Regions from separate parts of the Mus musculus genome. Here region 2 is linked to region 1. Evidence: chromatin loops called from intact Hi-C (ENCODE). Cell type or tissue: gastrocnemius. All regions are shown on one strand. Links, peaks and the distances in the headings refer to the core of each region. The heading gives the core; the rest is flanking DNA. Region 1 overlaps Obscn (obscurin, cytoskeletal calmodulin and titin-interacting RhoGEF). Region 2 holds the start of Gjc2 (gap junction protein, gamma 2).

The links. A loop is a pair of places that touch in the nucleus more often than their neighbours do. Peaks named below come from ENCODE experiments on the same cell type or tissue, not always from the same donor. Only the 100,000 strongest peaks of a DNase experiment are listed, where the experiment ranks them.
Region 2: it touches region 1 in a loop (2.7-fold over the local background); 14 of 42 quality-filtered maps call a loop at or near these places.

What each region holds. Positions count from the first base shown.
Region 1 is chr11:59,075,151-59,089,029 of GRCm38, reverse strand. Obscn (obscurin, cytoskeletal calmodulin and titin-interacting RhoGEF) reads left to right here. Exons shown (of 104, transcript NM_001171512.2): 18 at 2,090-2,365; 19 at 6,135-6,413; 20 at 6,572-6,838; 21 at 6,966-7,235; 22 at 8,067-8,333; 23 at 8,663-8,929; 24 at 9,111-9,220; 25 at 9,320-9,473; 26 at 10,124-10,228; 27 at 10,585-10,851; 28 at 11,080-11,349; 29 at 11,918-12,184; 30 at 12,280-12,546; 31 at 12,630-12,896; 1 more. Among named protein-coding and RNA genes, the nearest start is that of Obscn, 54 kb to the left of the region's middle. In gastrocnemius, for the core only: no CTCF peak of the experiment used is centred there; a DNase peak (open chromatin) is centred at 5,686; H3K4me3 peaks cover 2,267 bases; H3K27ac peaks cover 5,210 bases.
Region 2 is chr11:59,175,747-59,192,834 of GRCm38, reverse strand. It overlaps Gjc2 (gap junction protein, gamma 2), which reads left to right and starts at 10,009. Exons shown (of 2, transcript NM_175452.4): 1 at 10,009-10,089; 2 at 15,162-17,088. The coding sequence starts at 15,181. The coding sequence ends at 16,503. It overlaps Guk1 (guanylate kinase 1), which reads left to right and starts at 883. Exons shown (of 8, transcript NM_008193.3): 1 at 883-1,084; 2 at 5,948-6,061; 3 at 6,394-6,435; 4 at 6,797-6,893; 5 at 7,503-7,641; 6 at 7,722-7,806; 7 at 8,314-8,399; 8 at 8,648-8,980. The coding sequence starts at 1,024. The coding sequence ends at 8,683. In gastrocnemius, for the core only: a CTCF peak has its summit at 8,817 (motif pointing right); DNase peaks (open chromatin) are centred at 8,812, 9,623 and 10,799; H3K4me3 peaks cover 1,196 bases; H3K27ac peaks cover 2,497 bases.

The DNA of each region.
Region 1 (13,879 bases), core at 1,579-9,578:
ACAAGGTGTAGACACAGTTTTGGCAAACAGAGCGTTATGCTAGGCACTTAGCATGAAGGGATGAGGGTTCTAATCCAGCAAAGCAAGGTTTGGTTTAACATTAGAATGTGAAAATTAATATGATGGTTTGTTTAAAAAAGGAAAGAAAAAGATCTTGTGCACTTAATAAATGCAGAACAAAATACTTGATAATATTTTACGTCGTATATCAAAGACAAAGTTTAGTGTGTACTCGCATGGAACAGTCTTTTGGTGGAGGTGTGGCTCTGTGACAGAGCCTGACCTCGAAGGCCTCAGACCTACGCCCCTCAAAAACAAAACAAAACAAAACAAAACAAAACAAAAAAACCAAACCCTGTTAAAGTAGGAATAAAATCCTAAGTCCCCTGAAGGGTGCTACTCAGAGTAGCAGACACCATGAGAGCCCCAGTCCTGTAAGATTTCTCTCCAGCGAAGATTTCTAAGGGCCTTATTGTAACAACGCATATCCAACATGAAGCACCCAAGAAGAGCACAAATTAAGAAATGCATTTATCTTAAAGGAAGATGTTGCAGGCAATAAGGTGCCAAGTGGCACAGGACAACTCAGAACTGCAGGAACACCTTGTGTTGTGGTTTTGGCTCCGTGTCTCCTGAGGCATGTTTAGCCCTTTGAGGGGAACTTCTTTTAGGGAGAAATAGGAACAGAGCAGGGGTGTGATAACCTAGTTACGCTTATTCTTTTCTTTTTTAAAAGATTTATTTTTATTTTATGTGCATGGGTGTTTTGCCTGAATGAATGAATGCTTCGTGCACTACATGTGTTCAATGCCCGATGAAGCCAGAAGAGGGCTCTGTATTCTCTGGAACTGGAGTTACAGATAGTTATTAGCTGCCATGTGGGTGCTGGGAATCGAACCTGGATCCTCTGGAAGAGCAGCCAGTGCTCCTAACACCGGGGCCAGCTCTCCAGATCAAGAGAGGTACTTGTTCTTGATGATTTTCAAAGTGAAGATCTTTAGGTGGTGTGAAAACTGATTAAGTTGATTTCAAGGCCCAAGTGGAATCACAAGAGTCTTGAAGAAAGACTGTTTCATCTACGAGACGTCCAGGCCCAGGGTTACTCTGATGCTGCCATCCTGGAGACAGCCGAACGCCAATATAGGTGTGGGTGACTGCTCCAGAAATGGACCAGGGAGCCTGACAACAGACCCAAGGATAGCCAGGCCGCCACCCTTCCTTTTTGTGTGTTTTGACCGTGGCCCTGACCAGGAGGGCTGTTAGGCAATAGCGATAAGATCGCAGAGCCATACTTATAATGGATGTGTTTCTCCCTCACAAGGACACCAGTGAACCCGGCTGCAGCAGACTCAGTGTGATGGGTGACAGGCTCTGATTAGATCTGTGGGATCCTTAAGACTCCAGGATAGAATTACAGGATATAAATGCGTCAGGCATAAAGGGGAAGGACACTTTCACGTCTACTGAAACATTGTGTCTGTGTAGCCTATGAGATGCCTGTATGTCATCAAAAGACACAACTGAAAGGGAAAACAAAGGCTCATGGCTGGCAGGAAGACACTCATTATCATAATCAGAACCTTAAGGTGAAGGCTGTGGTAAGCATGAAAAGACAGACAGACGGTGAAAATGGCTGACAATGGTACTGATCACTACATAATTGTTACACCAAGAGGACCAAGCACTAAAGGCCAAAACTGCCCCTTCCTGGTGAGGTATCAGGACAAGGTCTAACTGTAGACAGCCCAGCCCCTTCCTGATACAGCACCTTACAGTGCTCAGAGCAGGTAAAGGCATGAAGTGTCAGGGACCCTCATCCCTGGTGATGATGTTCCTTGATTGGCAGTGTTCCATTGTCACAGGAGTCGGGGGCAGAGCAACAGACGCTCTGTCACATGCCCTTCTGCACTGTAAGTGTCCTATGTGGGTGATCTGATTTTGTACTGAGAGGCCTTGGGGCTTCTCCTGGGCATAGCCAGAGCAGAGCCTATAGAAAGTTCTGTCCTCCAGCCAACCGTTCAAATGTTTCCCCATGTGGCCTTCTTGACCTAGACAGAGTCTCTGACTCTGTGCCTCTGTTTGTCCCCAGAGCCCAAGCTGGTGTTTGCCAAGGAGCAGCAGGCACACAGTGAGGTGAAGGCCGAGGCGGGGGCCAGCGCCACCCTGAGCTGCGAGGTGGCCCAGGCCCAGACTGAGGTGACATGGTTCAAGGACGGGAAGAAGCTGAGCTCCAGCTCGAAGGTGCGCGTGGAGGCCTCGGGCTGCTCCAGGAGGCTGGTGGTGCAGCAGGTGGGCAAGGCGGATGCTGGGGAGTACAGCTGCGAGGCCAGGGGACAGAAGCTCTCCTTCCGCCTGGACGTGGCAGGTGGGTGTTGAGATACTAAGCCTTGTGTGGAAGTAATGACTAGCTCATGTCCATGGCTGACTCTGCGCCTATGTTGAGTTTGGTCTCTTTACTTCTCTGTATTTTAGGCTCATGGTGAGCCAAGACCGACCATGGCTGGCCCTTTGGCCTCTCCATTACACATTATCTCTTCACACCATCCCCCTTCCCATCCCCATGTTTAGATCTGTGTGGAGCCGTACATTGAATGGCAAGGGTGTCCCGGGAAGATCCTGTCCGTCCTGTATGTCTGGAGCGTTGCTCCCATGTTGGGGAGTTTCATCTTTGTTAGTTTTTGTTTCTGACCAGAACCTTCCTAATGTTCCTGTCTCCATCTTAGTGGTACTTGCCAAAAAACAGCAGACTCGTCACCTGACCGCATCAGACTTTACTGTGGGGAAAAACTAGCTCTGAGCAGACAATGGATTATTTAAGATCTCAGAATAAACTGGGTGGTGGTATCGCATGTCTTTAATCCCAGCATTTAGGAAGCAGAGGCAGGTGGATTTCTATGAGTCTGAGGCTAGCCTTGTCTACAGAGCGAGTTCTAGGACATGCAGGGCTACACAGAGAAACTCTGTCTCAAAAAAAAAACAAACAAACAAAAAAAAACAAACAAAAACAAAAAAGAAAGAGAGAAAAATCTTACAATACAATTAAATAAGATATACATCCACTCAACACAAATAGAAGTCAACATTTTCATCTCCTATGAAACTTTACATTAGTGTACCTTCCATCTGACACACGGCGGATGGGGAAGACACTTGGAAATCTGTAGGCACAGCCTTAGTATGTGAATCTATAAAGAGCACCTAAAACTATGAATGGGGCAGAGATGCGCTATCAGCCATGGAGTAAATGTCACATCCCGGAAGATCGAGCACTAGCGGCCAGAGCTGGGAATGATTCTCCACTTGGTGAGGCGGGAACACGAGGTAGAACCAGAGAGAGTTGAGGCTACATCCTTAACACCGTGGCTGGTGATTCTCAGAGCAGGCAAGGCACTCTCTGCACTGATGGGAATGTATGTACCTTGCACAGTCCTGGGGCTACACACCCTTGTCACTTGAGGGCAGATGTGTCCCTTGCCTTTCACAGAAACTGTAACAGAACCCTCTATCATGGGGTGGGATGTGTGGATGGACTGTGGCTTGTGCTGAGGGATGCTGGGACTTCTTAAGCACATCAGGTACAGAGCCTGGAGGACGCTCTGTCCTGTGGCCACCACATCCAATCCCTTCCCCCACATGGCCTTTCTGATCTAGACACTTCTCTGACCCTGTGTGTCCCCACCTGTCTCTAGACACCAGGCTGATGTTTGCCAAGGAGCAGCAGGCACGCACCGAGGTGAAGGCTGAGGCGGGGAACAGTGCCACCCTGAGCTGCGAGGTGGCCCAGGCCCAGACTGAGGTGACATGGTTCAAGGACGGGAAGAAGCTGAGCTCCAGCTCGAAGGTGCGCGTGGAGGCCTCGGGCTGCTCCAGGAGGCTGGTGGTGCAGCAGGCGGGCAAGGCGGATGCTGGGGAGTACAGCTGCGAGGCCGGGGGTCAGAAGCTCTCCTTCCGCCTGGACGTGGCAGGTGGGTGTCATTGTGTTCAGGGCAGAGATACAGCTGAACACTCAGTAGCACATGGGTTTCTTGTCTGCTTTACAGCTCAGTCTCTGTTCCTTTTATTCCTCTACTGTCTCCTGAGCTCTGAGAACAGAGCCTCTTTCTCACACACTCCTGATGGCTCCCAACAGTTCCTTTCCCTGTTCACTTCCACTGCCTTCCTTGTCAATGGTTCTGTTGGGCTGGCTTCGTCAGGTGCAAGAGCTGTTATCCCTCAAGTTCTGGGGGGGGGGGGAAGGCCCAGTTCTTTGTCCCCGTGGGCTGTGAGTGTCCTGGCCCAAGGCTCAGAGCCTGCTCTTCCTGTTGCTGGTCCATGGCCCTATTGTAGCCCTGGAGTCCTGGTAGTTCAGTAGTAGGTTGGTCCTGTGTGATGGTTCCAGCTTAGAAGCCTGTTTTGGCTTGCTGCTGGGCCAGGATGACCTGCCTCTGTCTTGTCCCCTCCCCTGCTCTCTCTGCACACCCACTTCCATCCCCTCTAAACCTGTTCATGTTGAATGTGGTACCTGGATTGTTATTGTTACCTGGTAACTATGGTCATCTACCTGACAGACATTTGCAGAAGAGGGTTCCTCTTGGTTTATTCTTTGAGGGTATCAAGTCCATTATGGGAGGGTGAGCTGTGGTCTCAGAAGCATGAGGCTTGTCACCTCCCATCCACAGCCAGGAAGCAGACAAAGATGGATGATGCTGGTGTTCAGCTTTCTTCCCCCTTTCTGTTCACATTCAGTTAGGGGTCCCAGCCCACATGCAGGGTAGTCTCCCTTCAGCTAAACCTCTCAGGGGACACTCTCTCCTTCCCTCCTTCCCTCCCTCTCTACCCCACATACACACACACACACACACACACACACACACACACTACACAGACACCACAAGACACCAAACATAGACACCACACACACACACACACACACACACACACACACACACACACTACATATACACAGACACCACACACACACATATCACATACCATGCTCACACATATACATACATACACACCACACATAAACGCACACCCACACACTATGCACATATACATACATATACACTACACACACAGACACCACACACATACACATACACACACACACACTACATACCACACTCACATATACATACATACCTCAAATATACATACATACAATACATACACACCACACAGACATATGCCACACAGACACACGTATACATACATATACACCACACACACACCACACAGACACAGACACAGACACACACACACACAAACACACACACGCATGCTTCATGGGACAGGAGAGCTGACATAGTAGTTAAGAAAACTCCCTGCTCTTGCAGAGGACCTGGGTTTTAGTCCCAACACCTGTATGGCTCACCTGTAACTCCAGTTTCATGAGTTCTAATGCTCTTTTCTGGTCTCGATGGACACACACACACACATACATGTATTCTCAATAACACACAAGACACATACATAAAATTAATCTTTTCAAAGAGGAATGCTTCATAACTCTCTAGATGTTTCTTAATCTAACCAGGCAGACATTTGAAATTAACCATCTCAGGATCTCTCACCTCATATGTTTCCACTTCCAGGAAGGCTCACAGGACTGGTTTTTGTAGGCCTGACACTATCTTGTAAGACTGACAGAGATCGACACAGCATGTCGCCATGGTGGTGGCCAGGAAGTGGCTGCTACCACACCCTCCCAGCTGTCCTTGTCTCTGACTGCAGTCCTTGACACCCTGATAGCTGAAGCATGTGGTCTTTTTAAGGGTGACTGCTGGGCCAGGCTCTACTGAGCCATCTCTGTCTCCTCCGACACCCACCCTAACTTTTGCCCATAGTGTTTTTGCCCCAGGCTATCTTCTCAGGCTGCCTCTATAGACTTCCAATCTCATTCCATGGCCCATCTGTCATGCTCTGGAGTGCTAGCTGCCTCTTCTATGCCATGCTGACCTGTGGGTTGAAGTCTCCTGCAGGGCAGGATTGCTGGGTTCTTGGTTAGGATGGCGCTGGTGACAGTGGTCCTTAGGAGAGACATGTTCTTGCTGGATCAACAGAGTGACAGCAACTAGCATTCACTGTTGTTAGAGAGTGGCACATGCTGGCCCTTACCCTCATGCTCATTACCTACTTCTCTTCAGAACCAGAGGCCGAATCCCAGATTCCGGAGAGACCCAGCCGCAGGGAACCTCTGGTTGTCAAGGAACATGAGACCATTATCCTGACTGCCACAATAGCTGCACCCTCTGTGGCTGCTGTGACCTGGCTCAAAGATGGAGTGGAGATCCGCCGCAGTAAGCGGCATGAGGCCACCAGTCTGGGTGATACCCATACCCTGACCGTGAGAGGCGCACAGGTCCTGGACAGTGCCATCTACAGCTGCCGTGTTGGCAAGGAAGGTCAGGACTTCCCGGTGCAGGTAGAAGGTAAGCAGAGGCTGGGGACCAGGCGTCTGGGTCTCCTCTAGGATGCCTATGTCTGCTCTAAAGACTAGCAGACAGTGTTCCACAACAGGCCCAGAGTGGGTCTCAGAACACAGGGTCATCTGCAGAGGACACTGTCTGACACCTTCTTCTTCCTTCAGAGGTGGCCGCCAAGTTCTCCAAACCCCTGGAGCCCGTCGAAGGGGAGCTGGGTGGCACCGTGATGCTGGTTTGTGAGCTGAGCCCGGAGCAGGCTGAGGTTGTGTGGCGCTGTGGGAACACACAGCTGCGGCCAGGCAAGCGCTTCCAGATGACATCAGAGGGGCCTAGGCGCACGCTGACCGTGTCTGGCCTTCGAGAGGATGACGCAGAGGAGTATGTGTGTGAGAGCCGGGATGACCGCACCAGCGCACGGCTCACTGTTAAAGGTACCCGTGGGTGAGCTAAGGTGGCTTCCTGGGGGAGACATCCTTCCATGTGTCTGTCTGGTGTGTGTGTGGGGGTGTCTCTCTGGAGCCTCTCCTGCCACCTCTCATGCACTCTTTTCCTCTGTAGTTCCCCGAGTGGTCAAGTTTACGTCTGGATTGAGTGCCATGGTCGCAGAGGAGGGCCAAGAGGCCACCTTTCAGTGTGTCGTGTCCCCCAGCGATGCAGGGGTCACATGGTACAAGGACGGGATGCAGCTGCAGCCTAGCGAGAAGTTTGTTATGGTAGAGAGTGGGGCCAGCCGCAGCTTGACTATCTTGGGCCTGACCCTGGAGGATGCCGGTCAAGTCACAGTGGAGGCTGAGGGGGCTTCATCTTCTGCTGCCCTCCGGGTCCGAGGTAAGCTGGGCACTGCCCAGACTTTCAGAATGTCCAGTGGCTCTTGCCATAGGTGCCCTTCCCTCTTCATGAGCTGATGAGGGAGCCCCATATTGTGTCAGGCTGATCTGGTTGACCCCAGGGGTATATGGAATCTCTCAGCTGTCAACAGAGGATGGGGGGACGACTAGATATCTTCTCTTCATGTGTATTTGGCAGGGGTGGGGATAAGGTTGGGACAACCCAGAGAGGCCTCCTTCTGGAGGAGATGGTCTCTGGATGAGTCTGCAGCGGCAAAGCTGGAGGGGCGCAGGCAGCCAGCGCACTTGGAAGTGAGAGGTGTGGATGTGCTTGAGAGCAGGACTTCATTTGAGGATGCAGCAGGCATGGCTGGCTCTTGGGCAAGGGAGCGATGAGGCTGGGTGTGCTTCCCCGGGGACAGGGAAAGATGGGACAGCTAGGCCCACGCTAAAGCCTTTGCCCTCCCCATACATTTTAACACGATCCAGGGTCCTTGGGCCTTGTTAAAGGGCAGACAATGGGGCAGTGGCTGAGGGGTTGTGAAGTGGCCCTACCCAGATACCGAAGGCTGGCTGTTGATAGTATCTGGCCATAGTTGGGAACTCAGCACCGGAGCAGGGCAAGCAGGGTTTGGGAGAGGACTGAAGAAGAAACAGCCTCAGCTTCTTCCCCTTATAAAATGAACCTATATAAGGTGTGCTGTTGGGGCTCTGCTTGAAGTGGCCTGCTCATGTAGTGGGGCATTCTGGGCCTAGATTCAGGCTGGGTGCTGGGGTGGGGCTTGGGCAGGCCCAAGGCAGCCAGGATGACCTCTGCCCTTCTGTATCTCAGAGGCACCGGTCCTCTTCAAAAAGAAGCTGGAGCCACAGACAGTGGAGGAGAGGACCTCTGTGACATTGGAGGTGGAGCTGACGCGGCCCTGGCCCGAGGTGAAGTGGACACGGAATGCTGCCGTCCTGACACCCAGCGAGAACGTGGAGATCCGCGCTGAGGGTGCTCGGCACTGTCTGGTGCTGCGCAGCGTGGGCTTTGCTGACCGCGGCTTCTTTGGCTGTGAGACACCAGATGATAAGACTCAGGCCAAGCTCAATGTAGAAAGTAAGGCTGGGACCTAAGAGGGAGGGAGGGGCTCCTTCAGGAGTGGGGGGTGTGGCCTTGTGCTGGCTGTGAGGTGGAGCGGGGTAGAGGCAGGCGGTCACCCTGGTTCTGGAAGGTGGATCCAAGGAGGGAAAGGATGAGAAGGGTCAGGCCCTGAGGGTCAGCTGAGGTTGAAGTTGAGCCGGGTGAAGGTGCTCACTGGGGGCTACCGCCCAGGTCCTTCCTCTGCTCCGTGGCCTCCAGGATGGTGGGATAAACTCACACTTGCCTCTGAGTCTTGTCTGGTTGGAGGGTCTCACTTCACTAGCTCACTAGAGCCCCTCTGACAGTGCGGCAGGTCCGGCTGGTTCGCGGTCTGCAGGAGGTGGAGGCTAAGGAACAGGGCACGGCCTCGATGGATGTGGAGCTGTCCCATGCCGAGGTGGAGGGCAGCTGGACCCGAGATGGCCTGCGACTTCAGCCTGGACCCAAATGCCACCTGGCCGTACAAGGCCCTGTCCACATCCTCACACTCTCGGCGCTGCAGCCACAGGACAGTGGGCTGGTGGCCTTCAGGGCCGAGGGCGTGCACACGTCTGCGAGGCTCATAGTCACTGGTGAGCAGGAGAGGGCTGGCAGCTCCACTCCAGGGCACACCTGTTTCATTTCCCTAAGCGGTCCAGGGAGGCAGATGGGACCAGGAGGGAAGAGGAAACCCCTCTGTGGGATTATCATCAGCCTGCCTGATCAGAAAGCATCTCCTACCTCCATGTGTTCCTTCCCTACCTCCTGTCTCAGAGTTGCCCGTGAGCTTCACCAGAGTACTACAGGATGTGGTGGCCACGCAGAAGGAGAAGGTCACCCTGGAGTGTGAGCTGTCGAGGCCTGTGGATGTGCGCTGGCTGAAGGTATTTCTCCCCCCTCTCTGCTTTTCTCTGTGGGCATCCAGGAGGTGAACCCCTTCTCCCAAGCCTCCCTAGTCCTGACCAGTCCTCTCTGCCCTACAGGATGGTGTGGAGCTGCGGGCAGGCAAGGCCATAGGCATAGTGGCCCAGGGAACCTGCAGGAGTCTCGTTATCTACCGCTGTGAGACTGGGGACCAGGGTGTCTATGTATGTGATGCTCTTGATGCTCAGACCTCTGCCTCTCTGAGGGTGCAAGGTGAGTTCCGGACGGAGTGGGGAGGGTGGGCCGGGGAAGCAGGCAGGCAGGCAGGAGTGAGTGTTTCCTTGGGCCTCTGCTTCCACAAGCCTGGCTACAAGCTGGTATTGTGTTGGAAGTCCCCTATGCTTCTCAGCATGCCAGCTGTCTTAGTCAGTGCTCTCTTGCTGTGAAGAGACACCAGGACCACAGTAACTCTTATAAAGGAAAGCATTTAACTGGGGCTGGCTTATAGTCCATTGTCATCATGGTGGGAAGCATGGCAGTATCCAGGCAGGCCTGGATGCTGGAGAAACAGATAAAAGTTCTAGATCAGGATCCACGGGGGGGGGGGGGAAGAGAGAGACAGCAAGCTGGGGGCCCCTTTTTTCAAACCACCTCTCTCCCCTCCCTTAGGTCGCAGTGTTCAGATTACGAAGCCGCTGGAGGATGTGGAGGTAATGGAGAAGGAGGGTGCTACATTCTCCTGTGAGGTATCCCACGACGAGGTTCCCGGCCTGTGGTTCCGAGAATCCAGTAAGCTACGGCCCAGTGACAACGTGCGCATCCGGCAGGAAGGTAATAGGGCCGAGGGCTGCAGAGCAGCGTGGGTTGGGGTCCCCAGGCTGCCTTCCTCCTTTTCAGCAGTACTGAGTATCCTTGGTCTCCAGGGAGGACATACACGCTTATCTTCCGGAGGGTACTGGCAGAGGATGCAGGGGAGGTCAAGTTTGTAGCTGAGAACGCAGAATCAAGAGCTCACCTCCGAGTGAAAGGTGAGGAAGGATGGGTGAGGGGAGGGACTGGATGTGGTGAGCTGGCTTACAGACAGCCTGACAGACGGCCTTGGCTGCCTCGAGACCCCTCTCAGACAGGGCAGCAAGGAGTCATGAGGAAAGTAGGGAGTATGGTCTCCTTAGTGGGAAGAGGAGGTGCCCCACTTTGCTAGTTGTGCCCAGCAGATCCTAGATTAGCTCTGGGCGGAACACTTGACTTGGCCACCTGCTGGCCCCGGGGGGAAGGAAGGCATGGGCTGTTGGACTGGAGTAAAGGCCAGTCTCTTGGCTCCTGGGAGCTTGCCAAGGCAAAGCTTCCAGATCACCATCCTGACACCACCCGACCGTGTCCACAGAACTGCCCGTGACCCTCCTGCGCCCACTGAGGGACAAGATTGCCATGGAAAAACACCGTGGAGTGCTGGAGTGCCAGGTGTCCCGGGCTAGTGCCCAGGTGCGGTGGTTCAAGGGCGGAGTCGAGCTGCAGTCTGGGCCCAAGTACGAGGTGGTCAGTGACGGCCTTTACCGCAAGCTGGTCATTAATGACGTGCAGCCTGAGGATGAAGATACGTACACCTGTGACGCTGGCAACGTCAAGACCAGTGCCCAGTTCTTTGTGGAAGGTGTGGGATAAAGGCGTGGACAGTCCTCTTGGTTTTGTGAAGTGGGTGGGATTTGTGGTTTCTGTGGCTTGCTCTGTAGGTTCTGGAGGCTGTCACCTCTGAAAGGGGTCTGACTGGGGACACCCGGGCAGTGGGGGAAGAGATGAGAAGGAATATACAGTGTGTAGGAAGGAGAGACCGATCCCTCCTGTAGGGTTCTACTGGTGACCAGCAGCCCTCCACCCGCAGAGCAATCCATCACTATTGTGCGGGGACTGAAGGACATGACAGTGATGGAGCCTGCCCCTGCCTGGTTTGAATGTGAGACATCCATCCCTTCCGTGAGGCCACCCAAGTGGCTCCTTGGTAAGACTGTGCTCCAGGCAGGGGGGAACGTGGGACTGGAGCAAGACGGCACCGTGCACCGGCTGACACTGCACAAGACCTGCTCTACCATGACCGGGCCTGTGCACTTCACTATCGGCAAGTCCCGCTCCTCTGCCCAGCTGGTTGTCTCAGGTTAGAATACAGCATGGGGCAAAGCTGAGGGTAGGCACATATCAGGGATGCAGGTGGCCATGGTTTAGGGCCACGGGTGGGCATGGCTTGGGGTTGTGGTTTGCTGTGCCTCAGGGGCTTGTAAGTTTAGAAGTGAACAGGGTACGCCACAGCAGGACATCGGAAAAGTGACCAGGCATAGGTGGCCCATGCCAAAGCAATAATACTTGGGCTCAAGGCTGTGGGTGGGCAATACTCAGTGGCTTTACAGAATGTGTAGCTAAACACGGGCACAGGGTGGCACATGGGTGGGCTTAATGAGAGCTGTCATGGGGGCCGGGGCTGATCTGACAGGTGGGGTCTGGGCTTTCAGGCATGGCAGGGCTATGGGCCAGGGAAGCATGGGATAGTATATGTTGGCTGGGACAGAGCTATGCGCGGGCAGTGAGGGGCATGTGGAGCACATCCCTGAAATAGAGGGCCAGGCACCCTGTGTGGGCTGAGGATGCAAATGGCTTAGGATCTAGGATGGGCAGGGTGGTCTGGTTTCCTGTGGCTCCCAGCCTTGCCTTTGGATTTTTCCCTGCAGACATTCCTGTGGTACTGACACGGCCTCTGGAGCCCAAAGCAGGGCGTGAACTGCAGTCAGTAGTCCTGTCCTGTGACTTCAGGCCAGCCCCCAAGGCTGTGCAGTGGTACAAGGATGACACACCCCTGTCCCCGTCAGAAAAGTTCAAGATGGCGCTGGAGGGCCAGATGGCAGAGCTGCGCATACTCCGGCTCACGCCAGCTGATGCTGGGGTCTACCGGTGCCAGGCGGGTAGCGCCCAGAGCAGTGCTGAGGTTACTGTGGAAGGTAGAGAGCTGGGAAGGAGGGCAGTAGACCCCACTCTGGGGCAGGGGGTGGCTGGTGACACGGTGCTGAGGTGCTGCTGTGTGTGTGCCATGTAGCTCGGGAGGTGACAGTGATTCAGCCACTGCAGGATGCAGAAGCCATGGAGGAAGGCCGGGTCTGCTTCTCCTGCGAGCTGTCCCATAAGGATGAAGATATCGAATGGTCACTCAATGGTACACCCCTGTACAATGACAGCTTCCATGAGATCAGCCATGAGGGCTGTCTCCACACCCTGGTGCTGAAGAGTGTCCGGCAGGCTGACACAGGCACCGTGTGCGCCACCTCCCCCAAGGTGTCCGTTTCCGCCCGGCTGGTGGTTAAAGGTGAGAGGACCTGTGGAATCCATGGGCTGCCCTCTCCCTGGGTGGGCACAGGCTCCCCTCACCAGCCCATGCCATTCTTCCAGGCAAGCCAGTGGTGTTCCTGAAAGCACTGGATGACGTATCTGCAGAAGAGCGTGGCACGCTGACCCTGCAATGCGAGGTCTCCGACCCCGAGGCACGCGTGGTTTGGCGCAAAGATGGTGTGGAGCTTGGTCCCAGCGACAAGTATGATTTCCTACATAAGGCAGGTGCCCGGGGCCTTACGGTCCATGACCTGAGCCATGAGGATGCTGGACTGTACACCTGCCAGGTGGGCAGTAAGGAGACCCAGTCCAAGGTCAGCGTACATGGTGAGTAGCCCGGGCTTTTGGTCAGGATAGGTCTATTCTTCCCATCTAGAGGCCCCAGGCTGCTCTTTAGGACTGAAGGGCTGTTCTGTATTTCAAGCAGGCACCATGACAGCAAGGGCTTGCTTCTGACTCTGGTCTTGAGCCTCTAGGAGTCTAAGGAGTCTAATGTGGCCTTTTGAGGTCCTGGCAGATGGGTCCAGGGCAATTGTCTCCAGATCCTCACAGTGCAGAGCTGGTATGGATTTGTTCAGAGTCCTGACATTGGTTCTGTGCCATGTGATGGGGTTGAAAGGAAATCAGCCAGGCATGTGTGGGGACACTAAGAGGTGTGACCCTTAAGAGGATTTCCAGGCCAAGGGCAGATGTCCTCTTCTGCAGGTGAGGAGGCTACAGGCCATCTATGTCCTTATTCTTCACAGAATGTCCCTAGGTTCACAGTTGCTCCCCACACAGCACTATTAAAGAGAATAGTCCCTTTGAGCACACGTCTTTCAGCTTGGGAAGCCACTCACTGTCCTGGCTCAGGTCTGGTATCCTAGCTTGGAGGACACAGGGTAGCAGCCTGTTCATTCATGATCCCTCAGAGGCTCTGTGACAGCCTTAGAGGAAGGGAGCCCAGTTAATTCCTCATAGGACTAGGCTGGCTCTCCCTGGAAGGAGTTACTTATGAGGCTACTGTCCCTCCCCTCCTGGCATTACAAGGTGGTTAGAAGTGTGTGGGATTCTCCTCCCAACCACCTTGATTGCGTAGCTGTCAATCATGCAAACATCAGGGCATGGACAGCTTGAAGGGAGGATTTTGGTGCCAATTCAGTTATGGCATACTTTGTCATCAGGTGTGGAGCTAGGGACAGTGGGAAACTTGGCCCTATAGTGATGTGGCCCATCCTACTGCCTGGCATGGGACACTACTGTTCCTTCAGGCTGACATCTGTGGACTGATTGGTGACCTGTTTCTTATGTCCCCTAGATCTTCACGTGGG
Region 2 (17,088 bases), core at 5,303-13,302, 100 kb before region 1:
GTAAGTACACTGTAGCTGTCCTCAGACACTCCAGAAGAGGGAGTCAGATCTCGATACGGATGGTTGTGAGCCACCATGTGGTTGCTGGGATTTGAACTCCTGACCTTCGGAAGAGCAGTCCGGTGCTCTTACCCACTGAACCATCTCACCAGCCCCTGCCTTCCAGTTTCTTGAAGTAACTTATTTAAAAAATACTTTGGGGAGCCACAATAGTACATACTTTTGTTTGAGATGGGGTTTTTCTGTGTACCCTGGCTGTCCTGGAACTTGCACTGTAGACAAGGCTGGCCTTGAACTCAAAGATCCATCTGCCTCTGCTTCCCTTGGTATACATCTTTTTATTACCGGCATTTGGGAGGTAGAGGTAGATGGCTCTCTGGGAGTTTCCAGACAGTCAAGACTACATAGTAAGACCCTATCTAAAAAACTAAAAGACTTAAAATTAGGTGTATGTGTCTATGTGTTTGGGTAAGAGTACATGAGTGCAGGTGATGCGCCTGCCCAACCTGAGTGCTGGGAACTGAATCTGGGTCCTCTGGAAGAATAAATAGCACGTGCTAGCCGCCTCTTGAAATGATTTAACAGTTAACCGGCTAACCCGAAAATGTAACTAAACGGATTCGAAGCTGACTTCTGATGTGTTCCTCTCAGGGTCTTTGTAAATTGGTAGGGTTTGAGCCTAGGGAAAGAAAGGAGGGTACGGAAAAGGGCGGAGTTTGGAGAAGAAACAACGAAGAGAAGTGGGCGTGGTCGTCGGGGAGAACCGCGCAGTGCGCCTGTGCATCATCGCGGCCCCCCCCCCCCCCGTTGGGCTGAGGTGTGGCTGTCGCTTGGGGGCCGTGACAAGGCGGGATTTAATGTGGTGTAGGTGGGGCCGGCGAGGGAGACGTAATGTCAGCGGGCAAAGGTGGGACGTGGCCGGCGCTGGTGCTTTGCGTACTCGGTGTGCGTAGCCATGCCGCCCTCCGGTGTGTTCCGGTGGGCCGGCGCGCCGCTGTGACGTAGTCCTGCGGGCGGTCCCTGATGCTGCGGCGCCCGCTGGTCGGGCTGGCGGTGGCCGCCCTGGGTCGGGTCCCCGCGGACGGTGAGTGCGCTGGTGGCTGGTTGTCTTCGGAGTGGGACTTGTGGCAGCATATTTCCCTTGCGTGCCGTCTCCATCTTGTGGGGATGCCGGGTGAACGTGTTTCTCGGGACCCCAGAACGACAGGGATGGGCACGCGGAGTCCCAGCCACCAGCAGATCGGTGCAGCATGAGCCTAGTCTGCGCTCTTCCTCTGTTCCCTACCCAGCCGGCGTCCTGGGTAGGCTCAAGCACATGGCTTTACTCCTGAGCCATTGCGGGCGTTGGACTTCAGTGCCTGCAGATGGTGCAGGCCCTGCAGACTATTAGGATTTGGCTTGTCCCGATTTGTTTTGTTTTAGAAAAAAATATTAATCTGCCTTTGGGCTTATTATTCTCAGGCATCGTTTTATCCAACGTGGAAGTGGGCGGGGTTCGTTCTGGTGGTGCCTGGAGGTGGAGCAGGTGACATTAGCTCCGCGGTATCTGAGGAGAGAGGGAGAAAGCAAGTAAATGACTGGTCAGCCTTTGATAGGCTCCAAGGAGAGAAAGAAGAATGCAGTTTGTTTCTGTGGGTGCTCCTTCAGTTCACCTTGCAGGAGGTCATAGGCTAGTTATGAAAGCGACTACTAAAGTTGTTTCCCTTTCTCGTCTGTCTTGACAAACACAAAATATCCAGGAAACATGATGTAATTGGAAAAGAAAAGGCAGAAGGGGATGTGAGAGGAAAGAGCCCAGGCGACAAAGAAGGAAAGTTAGAGTAGGGTTGAGCTCTTGGGAGGCAGCCATATGAGCAAGGCTTCTTGTATCCCTGACTCTTCTGGTTGGGACTTAATCTTCCCTGTCCCATCCTGTCCTGTCCCCATCCTCCCTGATTGCATGTGATGGTGTCTGTCTTCCTTCCTTCCTTTCTTTCTTTCTTTCTTTCTTTCTTTCTTTCTTTCTTTCTTTCTTTCTTTCTTTCTTTCTTTCTTTCTTTCTTTCTTTCTTTCAAGATTTATTTATTATCTATAAGTACACTGTCTCTTTCTTCAGACACACCAGAAGAGGGCATCAGATCCCATTACAGATGGTTGTGAGCCACCATGTGGTTGTTGGGATTTGAACTCTGGACCTCTGGAAGAGCAGTCAGTGCTCTTAACCACTGAGCCATCTCTCCAGCCCCGGTCCCTATCTTTCTTGATTCTGCTTCTGCTGGTCCCTAGTCTTCCCTGCCCTGCCCTACCCATTCCCTGCCTACACGTCCTGGGCCTCAGTTTCCTTTGCTCTACCCTGTCCCCCATCCTCCTCCACCGTTCAGTCTTCCCTGACCCTGTAAAGCCTTGGTGTCCCTTCTGCACGATCGAGCAGATGACAAACTGTGCAGTGTCCTAGGGTCTTTCCCCTTTATCCTCGTTGGGTTCTGAGCCCTTTTTCCTTTATGTTCCCTCTACCTCATGATTCCTGGCCAAGGAATCAGCCCGTTCCTTTTTGTCCTTGCTGGGAAGAGACACAAACGAAGATGGGCAGCACCAGGAAGGTGCAGCAGGCTGTCCGTGGTTGGCTGCTGCTCCTCCACCTCTTTGTTGGGAGGCCGTGGTAGGTCCATCTGGCTCAGAGGAATAAGATTGAAAATGCTTTGGCTGCTCTGGCTGCTGCTGTTGGAAGAGGTGCCTAAGTCCTGGGGGCTCAGGGCTCGGGTGTGTCACTCATGTCTGCCTAGCGCTGTTTGTCTTGGAGGACTAGTAGTTCTTCTCCTTCCTGGAAGGGCCTGCTCTTCAGTTGACAGGAGGGAGGTGATGGTTGTGACAGATTTCCAGTCCTAGAGGCCTGAGGTATAGATTGGAAGAGGATGTATAGGAAGTTTTGTCTAGGACGTCCCAGCAGAGCATGTTCCCTCCAGTGCTCCTATGAAGTCGCTTGAATCTTGGCTTGTTTTACAATTAGGGGCTTGGGGCTCTTTGTCAGGCAGTTGAAGTTTGGGACTGGGAAAGCTGAAGAGATAGGGGTCCAAAGTTTCTTCAGTGGTCTCCCCAAAGGAAGTTGCTTCTATCCACCACACACTTCTGTAAATGCTAGGCCAAAGACTATATCTATAATTTCTGACATAAGCTGTGGCCCTGTGGAGATGTAGTAATGGTCTTGTCACCTGGCTACTGGTGAGAGAGAGCCCCTCCTTCAGTGGGCCTGGGGATTTCCCAGGTCCATACTAGTCCTGCCTGGCCCACACTCTCCTTGCTGTCTGCCACTGTACCACACGGCTAGCTAACTAAGGTCATCTGGTGTAGTCTTTGTAGATCCAAGCAAGTGTAGTGTCATAGAAGGTCACCGAGGGCTGTCAGAGATCCATGAGCTGTATGTGCCAAGGGATACCTGCTGGGACTTTGCAGAACCAAGGTGTGAACAGGATGGCACTTGGAGAGATGTCTTCCCGTCACTTGTGGTTTAGCAACAAGACAGAACTTACACACTGTGACTCCTGAAAGAGGGCTTGGGAGTTAGGTACCTCAGTGGGGAAGCAGTCTGGGTGTGCAGCAGTGTGCAGAGCTGGGTAGGAGTCAGCTGTCTGATGTGGGTCTGCATGCACATGCACTGCATGCTAGTGTCCTCCTTCCTGCTGCCTGGTCATGGCCTACAGGGTACAGGGTTAGGACAGGTGAGGGCTCCTGTAGTCCCAGAGTTGAGGATTTCGGGCTGGATTGTGGGTGACGCCAGCTCATTCCTAGAGCTGGAAGCAGGTTATATAGCCTGTACCTATAAGCAGGTTATAGGTACAGGCAGCTCCATTGCTGACGGGATGGCAGATCATCTTTCCCAACCAGGCTTGTCCCTAATACATGGCTTCCTAGAGGCTCTCCTCCCTGGGATCCTTTTCTCAGAAGCTTTCTTACCTTGTGCGTTTTGGAACATCTCTCTTAGCTTTGGTTCTCCTGTGTTTTCAATGTGTGGGATACACCTATGTGGTGAGCCTCTCCGAGCCCCACGTGAGCACTGCCTTGAGCTCCTTTGACGCTCAAGGGAACCAACAGCTCCAGAAATGGCTGTTTGCAAAGTGCAGATGTAGAACCCATATTGGCAGCTGCAGGTCACAACCTGTGCCCTCACAGGGCATCTGAGGCTGTGCAGCACCTTGGGGCACTCTCTGCCTGAGTGCCTGATACAGACAGAGGGGAAGGAGCTTCGCAGGAGCTGGGCTGTGTGGTTTGCAGCGCACACCCTAAGGCCAGGCCACGGTGGAAGCAGCAGGGCTGGCTCGATGACTAGGGAAAGGGATGCCTATGCCAATGAGAAGTTGGTGTTGAGTTGGGTGGGCTGGAGCCCGGAAGGAAAGGGCATAGAGTGGTCAGTGTGATTGGCCGGTAAGCATTCTGGAGAAAGGCAGAAGGGAGCAGATTTATTGAGAGGCAGCACTGGTGATCCTTGGTAAATTTCCCTAGGTCCCTTTTCTGTCTTTTTGATAGGTGGTCTTATGTTCTTCTCAGGGACAAGTGCATGTGCGCATGTGTGCATCTTCATTGTACGTGTGTGGCATGCATGTGCATGCACGTGTACCCTACATACAGTACTTGTGTTTCTGTGGGATAGAATCTGATAGAATACCAGCAACACTGCTTTTGTAAGATTACTTCATGGCCTACATTGGGGATTAAGAACACAATTCCTCTCTAAGCTGGTGCCCTTCCTGTAGCCTGTGTCTTTAAGTCAAAGGTGCTTGGGTTGACAGACAGCAGCTCCCCAATACCCTCCCTGGTCTCCCTCTGCCTAGACCTCAGAAGAGAGCAGCAGCTCAGGTCTCTCAGTACTCAGTGCCGGGGTGGCTCTTCCTGGTCTCCCGGTGCACTCAGATGCTGACCTGGTTGTTTGAACAGGTGTAGGCGCAGATCTCGGGAGCAGGACAAATAACTGCCCCATCCTTCCTGCAGAGTGGGAGGACAGGGCTGATGTCACAGTGCAGGCAGGGCTGGTGCCCGAGGGATTTATTGCTCAGAAGGGCGGGGTATAGGCTTGGCAGAGATTAGTCCCCCTAGCCCTCAGTGCAGAGCAGCCATTGACTCTTCCCAGGCTACCATGGAGGCTGCAACACATCAAGTAGGTGGGTGCCATCCTGGGGAGTCAGGAGGGCCTTTATAGACGGGGTTCTTGACGTGTAACTGACCTGCTCAGACTCCTGGCTGGAGGACCACAGCTGACAGTGAGGTGGGGCTGTGTCTGCTCAGGCATGAGCCTGGAAGCAGGGGGATCAGCTGGTACTAAGGCGATGCCATCGGAACTTCAAGGAAGGAAGCGCAAGTCCCAGATAGCCTGATGGAGGAGGTTCCTGCTGGGCTTTCATACCTACAGCGGGTGCTCCTCCCTGGCAGCCCGGACCCATGGCCCACCCTGAGCTGCACTCACGTTGCCCTTGGGAGGCTAGGGGGTGCTCGTCCAACTCTTGTCAGCAGATTGTCCTTCCTAAACAAGTCAGAGATGGTTGCGTGTCTAGTGGGAAGTTTCCCAAATTGGCTTGGGTTGAACAGACTTGAGGATGTCTGTAGGGACAGGGACATTCCTATTTCAGACTTGGGACACCTGTGGGCAGGCCATTTAAGGGAGTCAAAGCTCAGGCAGCAGTGTGAAGTCAGATTCTGAAGGGCAGCCTCTATGGGGTGGGGCCAGTGTGCTGCATTGTCTGGTTCCGGGTCACTTGGCCTGTGGACATCCTGCTGGGTGTGGGTGAGGCTGGATATTGGAATCCTGTCAGCCTTCCTGCTGCCTGTGTTTGCCATCTTGCCAGTTGACTGGTGTTGTGAGGAGAGTTCACAGTATATAAGGATGTTGGCCTTCACGTCACTGTCTCCTATGGAACAGAATGCCAGGGCACCGGTGAAGGTAACCCCACTCATGTCTATGATATCCCTCCACCCACAGGCATGGCAGGACCTAGGCCAGTAGTGCTGAGCGGGCCGTCAGGGGCAGGGAAGAGCACTCTGCTCAAGAAGCTGTTCCAGGAGCACAGCAGCATCTTCGGCTTCAGCGTGTCTCGTGAGTGCCTCCAGACCTTGAAGGGCGAGGAGCTCAGAGGCTGTCCCAGCACAGGACTGTTCCTAGAGTCCCCAGATGCACACACCTGATCTAGCAGATGCTCTCCTCACCTTCCTCATCCCCATTACCCTCTCCCTTCCCAGGCCTCCATCTAGAGTAAGCATCTTGGCCCCAGTGACCTCTTGAGATCTGGTCTGGGCTGCCCACTGGCTGTGAGCACCACCCGTTGTTACATAACCAGAGGACGGAGCAGGCCGTCAAGGGAAGACCTGGGTAGGGGGAGGTTTGTAGATCCCTTCAGTGTGTGATAATTTTGTTTGTTTTTTTCCTAGATACTACAAGGAACCCACGACCTGGTGAAGAAGATGGCAAAGGTGAGCCGGCCTGCTAATTCAGGGGTTTTGGGCACCAGCTAATGAGTGTTGGGGTGGGGGTAGGGGGAAGGGGTAAGGTTGCTTTGTGCCTTGGCTGTAACAGCTTCATCCCCAGCAGGAGAATCTCTCTTGCTGTTGGGTTCACAGCTTGATTAGAGTCTGCATCATAGTGAAGGCTGAACCTTCTTCCTGCCTGGTGTATGGAACCTGGCCATTTCCAATCCTTCAGCAAAGACAATGGGGACAGTGGTATCTGTTCCAGCCTAGATCTGGCCATAGCAGTCCTGTGTAGGGTGGAGAGGGGCCAGGCCAGGCAGGGATGGGTTTTGGGTACCTTCTGGAAAGCTCTCTTCTTCTCCAGATTACTACTTTGTGACCAGGGAGATGATGCAGCGTGATATTGCAGCAGGGGACTTCATTGAGCATGCTGAGTTCTCAGGGAACCTGTACGGGACAAGGTGGGCTGAGTTTGGTGTGGGCCCAGCTTCATGGATCAGGGTAATTCCAGAACTGTTAACAAAAGAAAGCACTCTAGCATGTCACCTCTGACCTCACAGTGCCCTCCCAGTCTCCCGCCTAGGGCTGGGATGGCTTGCTAACCCCCTAGTCTCTGAGCATAGCTGATAGGCTCCAGGGAACAAGCAGGCCCAGTCATGCCCCAGGCTCATCTGTCCTCAAGCCATCTGGCGAGGCAAAGAGCCACATGAGGCACCTCACGTGGAGAGGTAGGCAGTGCCAGGCAGCCCAGGCCCAAACCTTTTTGGCTTTCGGCTACAGGACAGGTACAAAGGGCTGTGATGTCAGAGGGCCTGACAGGGTTGACTATATGCTTGGAAGTTCTGGAAAGTACAGAAGGTGCTGGGTTCACGAGAGCCTCTGCACTACCCAGGCCAGGCCCAGAATGGGCCTTGGGGTGGAAAGGGCCGAGTTTCTCTGAAGCTCTCGAAAGCCTTAAGAAGCTAACAAGGTTTAGCAGTCATTGCATGTATTTCCTGTGGGCTTAAGGGCCAGGTCTTCTCTTGTATCCACTGAACATCTATCTGCTCACTGCCCTTCCCTGCTCCCAGCAAGGAAGCTGTTCGGGCTGTGCAGGCCATGAACCGCATCTGCGTGCTAGATGTCGACCTACAAGGTGTGCGCAGCATCAAGAAGACTGATCTGTGTCCCATCTACATCTTTGTGCAGCCTCCCTCGCTGGACGTGCTGGTGGGTACTTGGTGTGGGAAACCTGCAGGGCAGGTCCTGAGACCTGCAGAATACTGACCTGACAAGGACCTGTATTTCAGGAGCAACGACTGCGACTGCGCAACACTGAGACTGAGGAGAGTCTGGCAAAGCGGCTGGCAGCTGCACGGACAGACATGGAGAGCAGTGAGTGCAGTCAGACCGTTCGTACCTTCTGAGCACGTGGCCAGCCCATCCACCAGAAATTGGGGAGGACCAAGGGTAAAGATGGAGGGGTCGAGACTGCTGTCTGCAGAGCCTTTGAGAGGCCACACTTGTTTACTGACTTAAGTGTTGTAGGTCTCTTTTTGTAGCTATGCTCTTGCTTCTGGGTCTGAGCTTGGTCCACATTCAGACACTGTCATTGAGACCGTTTGCTGTTTCCTTATGTGGCAGTCCATCCCAGGCAGAGCTGGTTCTGAGAGGCCTGGGCAGGGGCAGTGGTCCACACTCCAGAAGTCAGGACTTGATGGGAGCAGCCCCCAGCTGAGGTTCTCTAGAAGAGGGGAAGCAAGAGTACTGTCCAGCCCTGGCCATCCTACCACAGTGACGGCAACAGTAGCCATAGCCAGATAGCAGGTTGTTAACAGTGGGGCAAGCCCAGCAGGGGCCGAAGTCCCAGTGTTCCTGAATCTGTCTCTTGCCTCACCCCAGGCAAGGAGCCTGGCTTGTTTGACCTGGTGATCATCAATGACGACCTGGATAAAGCCTATGCAACCCTGAAGCAGGCGCTCTCTGAGGTAGGCCCTTCCCATCTACCCTGTCTTGGGGAAGTCCCCTGCACAAGCCATCCTGTGAACGCAGCAAACCCTGTGTTGCCGGGGCTCACACCCTGCTGTGTTGTAAGCAGCCCTGGCTTTGCCAGTTGCCAGAATGGTCAAGTACAGGTGCAAAGCCGGAGTCCCTGGGAACCCAGGGAGGATATGAGCCCTAGCCCTCCCTGGTTCCCTGCCTCTCCTGACTTTCTGTTTCCCTTCTTCCTTGGCAGGAAATCAAGAAAGCACAGGGAACTGGCCACGCCTGAAGGCCTGCTTCATTCCACAGAGTGATGTCTGTGGTCTAAATTTGCCTGGAGGTGGGGGAAACTTTGCCAGGGCACCAAGGACTTGTAGTAGACTTCCACTGTGGAGTAGAAGGAGCTACCCTTTGTCTGACCACAAGGTGGCTCTGCACCGTGGGCTGACTCACTGGCTGAATGACTCCAAAGAGTACCCATATCTAATCTCCCTGGACTATTTGTGTTCCTTTCCTTGTTCCTTCTGCTGGAGCGGGACTGACCTCTTAATAAAGTAATTACTGAATTATAGTGTCACAGCCCTCCATACTGGGCTTATGGCCTCTGGCTTTCTGCCCCTCCATGGTCAGCCCAGATGAAGGCTGCTAAGGGGGCTCTGCATAGGTGTCTAGTGGCCCTTGTCCCTGCCCGCATCCAGGGTCCACTAGTCATCAGAATGCTGGCTAGGGTTGCTCGTGTTCACTTCTTCCCCTGGGAGTCAGGCAACTGGGACAATCAGTATGGGCTGGAATCGTCTCAGCCCTAGACAACCTAGTGCTGCTGTCTCTTTGAGGTATTTCTGAGCCATTTGGGGACTCAGAGGGACAGATACCACTTGCCAGGAACAAAAGTGCCCAGCTGCAGGGGAAGAGCTAAGGTCATAATGCTGGCCCTGGAGCTGTGGGTGCTGTGTGTTCTTGGCCTTGGGTATAGGCAGCCAACCCAAGGAAGGGCAGGTGAGCCCTGTGAGGGCTGCAGGCAGGCAGAGTCCTGGGCCTTCTGTAAAGATCGCAAATTTTGAGCTCTAGAGGTTGTAGCAGGGTGCAGCATTCCTGAGGGAGATGTCCCTCCCCTCCTGTCCACGATGAGACATTCTGAGTGTCTGGTCCTGCTGTCCTCCCTCTTCCTCTGGGCTCCCAGCCCAGGCTGCTGGCTCCGCCCAAGAGAGCAATCCCAGCAGGGAGGGCAGTGGTTGTTGCCAGCTACCCCCACCCGGTGGTCAGCCACAGCTCTGCCTTGTGCATCTCCAGGTGAGGCTGCTCCTGGGGCAGACTTGGGGGTATTAACTGGATGTGGGTGTGAAGAGGGCAGGCAGGTACCCAGGCAGAAGTAGCCAGAGAGACTGGGAAGTCCTGGGCTGCCTCCAAAACTGCAGATGTTTCTCTAGAAGGGTGAGCCAGAACTGCCTGGACTTCAAGTGGAGGCTGGGGAGACCAGCAGGCCTGTCTAGATCCCTGCTGCTCCACCCCCAGGGACAATCATGGATTCAGACCCTAGGGGGAACAATGGAGCCCTTGAGGGCCCCTCCTCCATCCCCCATTGTGCTTGGTGGCGAGAGGTGGCCCTAGCCCCACAGTATGCCCTTAGAGAGGATCAGCATCCAGCCGGCAGGTGGAGGGGCTCAGCCGAAGGTTTGCATTTCCAGCCTGGAGAAGGTAGGGAGGGTACTGCTGGGGCTGCAGCCTGGCTGGGCCTTGACTGGTCTGTACTCCTTACTGCTAAGGTGGAGGTTCCCAGGTTCCTGCATCCCCTCTCAGGCTCTGTGGGGTGTGTCACAGCTGGTGCCAGATGCCACCCTGGAAGACTCACTGAGTCTCTGGCCAGATCTTGTCTTGCTGTATTAAGGGACCCTCAGGGTGTCCTTTAGCTTGGCTTCAGCTGGCTTTGTGGCTCTTTTGGGGTAACTAAACCCATGGTAGAGGGAGATGGGAACAAACCGGAGAGCCTAGGGTATTTTCAGTACCTCCCCCAGCAGCTGAGACCCTTCAGGCCATCTTAAGATGGGCCAGTCCACCCCAGCCAGTTGTAGTGTGTCCCAGGGATCAGTATGGGCACCAGGCCCAGTCTACTCAAACTGAAGAAACTTCATTATCCACTTGCCTGCTACCAAGCAGACCCTCTCAGCAGCTGGACCTACACAACCGCTGCTGTGTTAGTGTGGCGCGGTAGCCAGCACAGAAGTCTTTGGGATGCCACAGCAGTTCACTCTAAGTGCTTCCTTCCCACCTACCTTCTGTGTCTAGGGACTGCAGAGAGGGAGATATGAGGATGGGCAGCCAAAAGGGGAGATACAGGGTCCAAGGACGGGGAGGTTGGAGAAGATCCGTTTTGGAGGGCCTGCTGGCTGGAGTTGGCTCTGTATGGGACAGTGTGGACCCAGCTGGGAAGTGATTTCTAGAAATGGGGAGGGGAACCTGGCTCAGCTGTGGAGGGGCTGGCAGGACTGGAGAGACAAGGACCAGGGTGAGTATGGGCTTTCTACAAGGAATTGGGCACACGTGTGTACTCTGGGCAATGCCAAAGGAAGGCATGGAGAGTGGGAGGGGGTTGCCTACTCAGGCTAGTGCCTCCGTTTTTGGAATGCAGTTTAGCTGAAGTCTCAACCTGTAGGAGTTGTCTAGACTTAGGGTTGTGACTCTTACACCAGGTAGGTGCAGGCTAGCCCATCTGTTTTTCTGGTCCCCACAGTCTGAAGTTGAAGTTTTGCCTTCTTGAACTTCCAGGAATGTGACTTGGGTGCTGGTGAAGAAGGCCTCACAGGTCAAAGCGGGAGGTTGGTAGTTTCTGCTGGGTGCCATAACTCTGTGGTAGAGTCCTACATCTTCAACATGTTTAAATTTACAACAGAGGAGATAACAGTACAGAAAAGATCCCAGAGGACCTCATTTCCCATTCCATACTGGCATGAAACACATCACCATAATAAACTCTAGTGCTGCCTCTGTTAGTGAAAAGCCGCAGTCTGTGTGTTTCCTACATTCCCTTGCCCCTCCTGATACCACAGCACCTCTTAGTCTCCTTGTTTTAGCTGCCCATGGCTACTAAAATACTACTCGGGTATTTTTCAGGGTGCCCTCTTGGAAACTGGCCTGTGTTTTCTCTTGCTTTGTTGGGGTTATGGGTTTCAGAAAGAATACTATGGGGGTGATGAGCCTGTCTATATAGGTGCTATCAACAGCCATAATGGTGAATCATAGGGCTCAGGTGTCACGGCAAAGGTACAAGTCCCCATTTCATGCTGTCCTCTGATATGTTGCTTCCCACATGTGGCTGCTGGAGTGGGTGTGTGCTCCTCTTAACTGTGTGTCCCATCTCAGAGTTCCTCTGCACAGAGATGGGATGGTTCTCCAGTCATCAGCCTGGTTATTCATGGGTGCAGTTGTTATCTGGGGTATCTGTAACCAAAGCTGCAGTCTGTGATTCTACTTTCCTTAGTCTACTGGTTAAATTGTTACAGTGTCAGTGTAAGCAATCCACCTATCAGTGTGTGTGAGTATGTAAGCACGTTCTTCCTCTCTGAGCTTTCTCCACACTCTTGTTTCCCTCCTTAGCCTTCTGATCAGCCACTTCCCCCAGGGATTCGCAGTTCCTTTTATTGAAAGAGAAGTTGGAAACCAGAACCCAGGACCTAGATAGGGTCTTTGTTTTGTGAGCGGGGCTTGAGAAAGGGTCTCAATGACATCAGACTCGCCGTGCAGCAGAGGATGACCTTGAAATTCCAATCTCCCTATCTCTGTCTCCCAAGCACTAGAACTACAGGCAGCGTGAACATACCCATGTCACAAATGCTCGCACTTCTCACGTGTTTCCACAGCCAGGGCCTTTCAGAGGACACAGCCAGAGATCATACACACACCACAGGTTTCCACGGTGTATCTGTAAATGACCTCTGTGAGAGTCCGGGTCCGCCTCTACCATGCTAAACACAAATGCATTCTAGAGTCCCTAGCTTGAGATGGTGTCAGAAAATGAACTTTTATAGTGATTGGGAAGCATCTGATAGGCAGACTAAAGAGTTGAGTATGAACGGTTCTCTGCCTGTCTGTCCTCCCTGCTCCCCCCCCATACCGTGTGTGCGTGTGTGTGTGTGTGTGTGTGTGTGTGTGTGAAACTTGTATGGCCAGGTGATTTGGCTTGTGTCTATGAAGTCAGGGAAAGGCAGCAGGTGGGAGCTCCAGCACAGCAGAGAATGTAGTAGCAGGAGCCAACTGAGGACGGGCAGGGCACTTGGGGCAGTGACTAGGTGAGACCCTGATATGTGCCCTAGTCAGAAGTCACTGGAGGAGCTGAGAGCATAGACACGCCTGAAAGTCCCAGCACTTGGCAGGCAGAGGGAGAATGATGGAGAGTTCAAGGATATCATAACTCTTACAAATTGATACATGCGGAGTCTGAAGTCCACTTGTGCTACATAAAACCTTGTCTTTTAAAAAAAGTCATTGAAGGGCAATGGGGGTAATCTCCATGTGCATTCTAAGGTACCCCAGTGGGCATGAGCCAAGTTTATAGGGAGAGTGAAGCAGCTAGGACCTAGAAAGCAAGTGATGATCTGGTACCAAGTTGTGCAGATAGCACGTGTGGGTGGGTTCAGGGTTTGCTGGTACACTAAGATGTTCAGGAGACAGCAACACATGTAAAGCAGTCTGAGAGTGGACAAGTCCCTTTGAAGGAGAGATTGACATATGGGTCTGACCCTCTGTAGTTTAAGGTACCTGCTGGTGTGTCCGTGCCAAGGCTAGGCAAGAGAGTTACAGGCTAGAGGTTTAACCGGAAGCTCCCCCTGTACATGGCCCAAGCCCAGGGTCCTGGTTCTTCCAGGTCAGCTCTACAAGCATAGCACATCTTTGTGCCATTCTAAAGAGTGAATAGCTGTGACTGCATGCATGCTTTGAGTGACAGGTCCTTCCACCCAGGGACAGAGTCAGCCCAGGGCTAAGCTACAGTGTCTCCATTGTTGCCTGTACACATCTTGACTCCAGTGCTGATCAGCTACTGGGACAGGAGTAGGTATGCCGGAGAGAAATGGCGAGTTGTCAAGCAAGGCTTTTTCAGAGATTCGGTTGTTAAATACTCCACACTGCCAGGCAGGTTTACCCAGACCATCCTGTGTCTGCACTGGTAAGCCTTAGGCTCCAGTGATTCAACTTTCAGGTCAGGGCTGACTGAAGCTGAGGGAAGAGAGCTGAATCTACTTTTGTGTTCTTATGTGTGCATCACATGTGTGCCTGAGCTCACGCCTCTTTATGAATGAGCATTTGATTGTGTAAGTCTTGAGTCTTCACATGTGTGGTTGAGTGTGTGAATAAATGTATATGAATATTGGTGTATATGAATATGTGGGTGCCAGTGTGTGTGTGCATGCGTATTTATAATGTATACATCCTTGAGCATACATTTGTGTCTGAGTGCATTTGAATGTACATGCATATGAGTGTACAGTGTGTGTCTGCAGATGTGTATCTGTGTGCATATGAGGGTAGCTGTGTATGAGTGTATGTGCGTGTGAATGTTTGCATATAGAACACAGACACACACACATGCTTGTATGTGCATGCATGTATTCACATGAGGGTGTGTGTCTCTGATTGCACACATGTCGTCCCAAGAGGGGATGCACAGATGTGAGGATGTGGGGCCATTTCCTCAGGAACCCCTGTTGTTCTGCTGGCTGCCCCCTCTTCCTGCCCTGAGGGGAGAGGCCCTAGCTACATAAAGAGCTCTGGAGTCACCAGTCCTGATGCTGGTCCATACCTGCTGCTGCTACCTCCAAGGCCCTGCCAGGGGAGGGAGCCAGAAGTGTCAGTGTTGAATGCTTGGAGGACTCCTGCCCCACACTTTCCCAGGAGCAGGTAGTAACTCCGTGGGTGCTGTGATGAGGGAGGGGGTGCACGAGGGAACCACAGGGCCTTTCTCTGACACATATCTTCCAGACTGAGTTGAGTCGGTCTGAATATTGTCATCTCTGAGGCTCACAGGCGCCCAAGTGTTGTCATGTATTAGTCTGCAGCCTCACCAGTCCTGCCCGGACAGATCCTGGGACAGTCCAGGGGACTAGGACCTGGGGCTAGATGAAAGAGCCCTGGATGGCCTCTAAGCAGTGGGAGGGGTGAGAGGGGTTAAGGGCTTGGGGAGGATCATTTATGGAAGGGACCCCAGAGCTGCTGTGCCGGGTGTGGAAGGACAAAGGCTGGTGCTGCTGGAATTGGAAGCTAAAGCATTGGGGAGGGCTGGGGGCCGAAGGTTTGGGGTTGAGGGATGATAGAGTCTCAAGCCTGTGGGTTCTGACCACAAAGGCTGGGATGCAGCAGAGGTTGGGAAGGCCTGAGTGGCTGGCAGGCTTGGGGCAAACCCTAGCAGGATGGCATCCAATTGGGACTGAGCCGGGCTGGTGCTGTCCGGGTTCCCCACCTCTGCCAATAAAGGCAGCACAATGGCTTTATGGCTTTAGGGGCCTGAGACAAAGGTGCACTTCCTACAAGTTGAAGCTTTCTTGGAGATCTTTAGGAGAGAGCAGACAGGAAGGGCAGGATCAATGGAAGATTCTCGGTCCCCATCTTTAGCACATAGGATGTGAATGCAGAGGCAGGAGACCTCTGTAATGTAGTGAGCTCAAGGTCATCTGGGGTGTTTAAGTAGACAGCTGCTGGATAAGCCTGCAGGCGCCACAACTCTGGGCTCAGCAGTTCCCAGTTGCGTCCCTACTGACCACCTGCATGCATGCCTGTAGGTCCCACCTGCTCGCTCCCATGACCAACATGAGCTGGAGCTTCCTGACGCGGCTGCTGGAGGAGATCCACAATCATTCCACCTTCGTGGGCAAAGTTTGGCTCACTGTGCTGGTGGTCTTCCGCATTGTGCTGACAGCCGTCGGTGGTGAGTCCATCTATTCAGATGAGCAATCCAAGTTCACCTGCAACACGCGGCAACCGGGTTGTGACAACGTCTGCTATGACGCCTTTGCGCCCCTGTCTCATGTGCGCTTCTGGGTCTTCCAGATAGTGGTCATCTCCACACCTTCTGTCATGTACCTGGGCTATGCAGTCCACCGCTTGGCGCGGGCCTCGGAACAGGAGCGCAGACGCGCTCTCCGACGTCGCCCTGGCACCCGGCGCTTGCCCAGGGCGCAGCTGCCACCGCCGCCACCTGGCTGGCCGGACACCACCGATCTGGGAGAGGCGGAGCCCATATTGGCTCTAGAGGAGGATGAGGACGAGGAGCCGGGGGCGCCCGAGGGCCCCGGAGAAGACACGGAGGAGGAGCGAGCGGAGGATGTGGCTGCCAAAGGGGGCGGAGGTGATGGCAAGACGGTGGTCACTCCTGGCCCGGCCGGGCAGCACGATGGGCGGCGGCGCATCCAGAGGGAGGGCCTGATGCGTGTGTACGTGGCTCAGCTGGTGGTTAGGGCGGCCTTCGAGGTGGCCTTTCTGGTGGGCCAGTACCTACTGTACGGCTTCGAGGTGCCACCCTTCTTTGCCTGCAGCCGCCAGCCTTGCCCCCACGTAGTGGATTGCTTCGTGTCGCGGCCGACCGAGAAGACGGTCTTCTTGCTGGTCATGTACGTGGTTAGCTGTCTATGCTTGTTGCTCAACCTCTGTGAGATGGCGCACCTGGGTCTCGGCAGTGCGCAGGATGCTGTGCGCGGCCGTCGGGGAGCCTCAGCGGCGGGGCCTGGCCCCACGCCGCGCCCACCGCCCTGCGCTTTCCCGGCCGCGGCCGCCGGCCTGGCTTGCCCTCCAGACTACAGCCTGGTGGTGCGTGCAGCTGAGCGCGCGCGAGCGCACGACCAGAACTTGGCGAACCTAGCGCTGCAGGCGTTGCGCGATGGGGCGGCGGTGGCGGCGGTTTCCGCGGACCGCGACAGTCCGCCGTGCGCTGGGCTCAATGCAACCTCTCGGGGGGCACCCAGGGTGGGCGGCCTAGCTTCCGGAACCGGCAGCGCCACGTCGGGGGGCACCGTTGGGGAGCAGAGCCGGCCGGGAGCTCAGGAACAACTGGCCACTAAGCCCAGGGCTGGCTCTGAAAAGGGCAGTACAGGCAGCAGAGACGGCAAGGCCACCGTGTGGATCTGAGGGCCCTGCGGAGAGCTCAGGGAGGGCTTGGCATGAGGATTCAGTGGAAATCTTTGTGCCCTCAACCAGTGATCAGTGATCAGACCTCGTTAGGGGTCTTTAAAAGAAGGAGCTGAAGCCCCTTAGGAGGTGCTGGCTCAGGTACCTCCCTGCGGGATAGGAAGGGGAGTGACCAGGGTCTTATATGTGACCCCTGAGGGTGTGGGGACAGAGCTGTGTCCTAGGAATTGACTGCCCCTCCAGGCTATGCTGAGCAGGGATGACCCCTCTGCTGGGCCTGCCAGCCCTTCCTTCCAAGGCTCTCTCGCAGCTTCCCCATAGGATTGGGGGTGTCTGGCACGAACCTTTTGGGGACTGAGCTTATCCTCACTGCAGCAGCAGACCGGGTTCCTCTGCAGCGCCCTCGGCCCTTACAGAGCCAGAGAACTCCCAGGTCAGGGACAGGCAGCAGCACTGATTACTCTCGGCCCTTGGCTCCCCACTTGAGGCAGACTGAGCGAGACCCAAAGGAGGCCTGGACCAAGAACAGCTCCTCTCTCTGAGCTGAGATCGTTTGGTATGACTTCCTTCTTAGGGGACATCCTG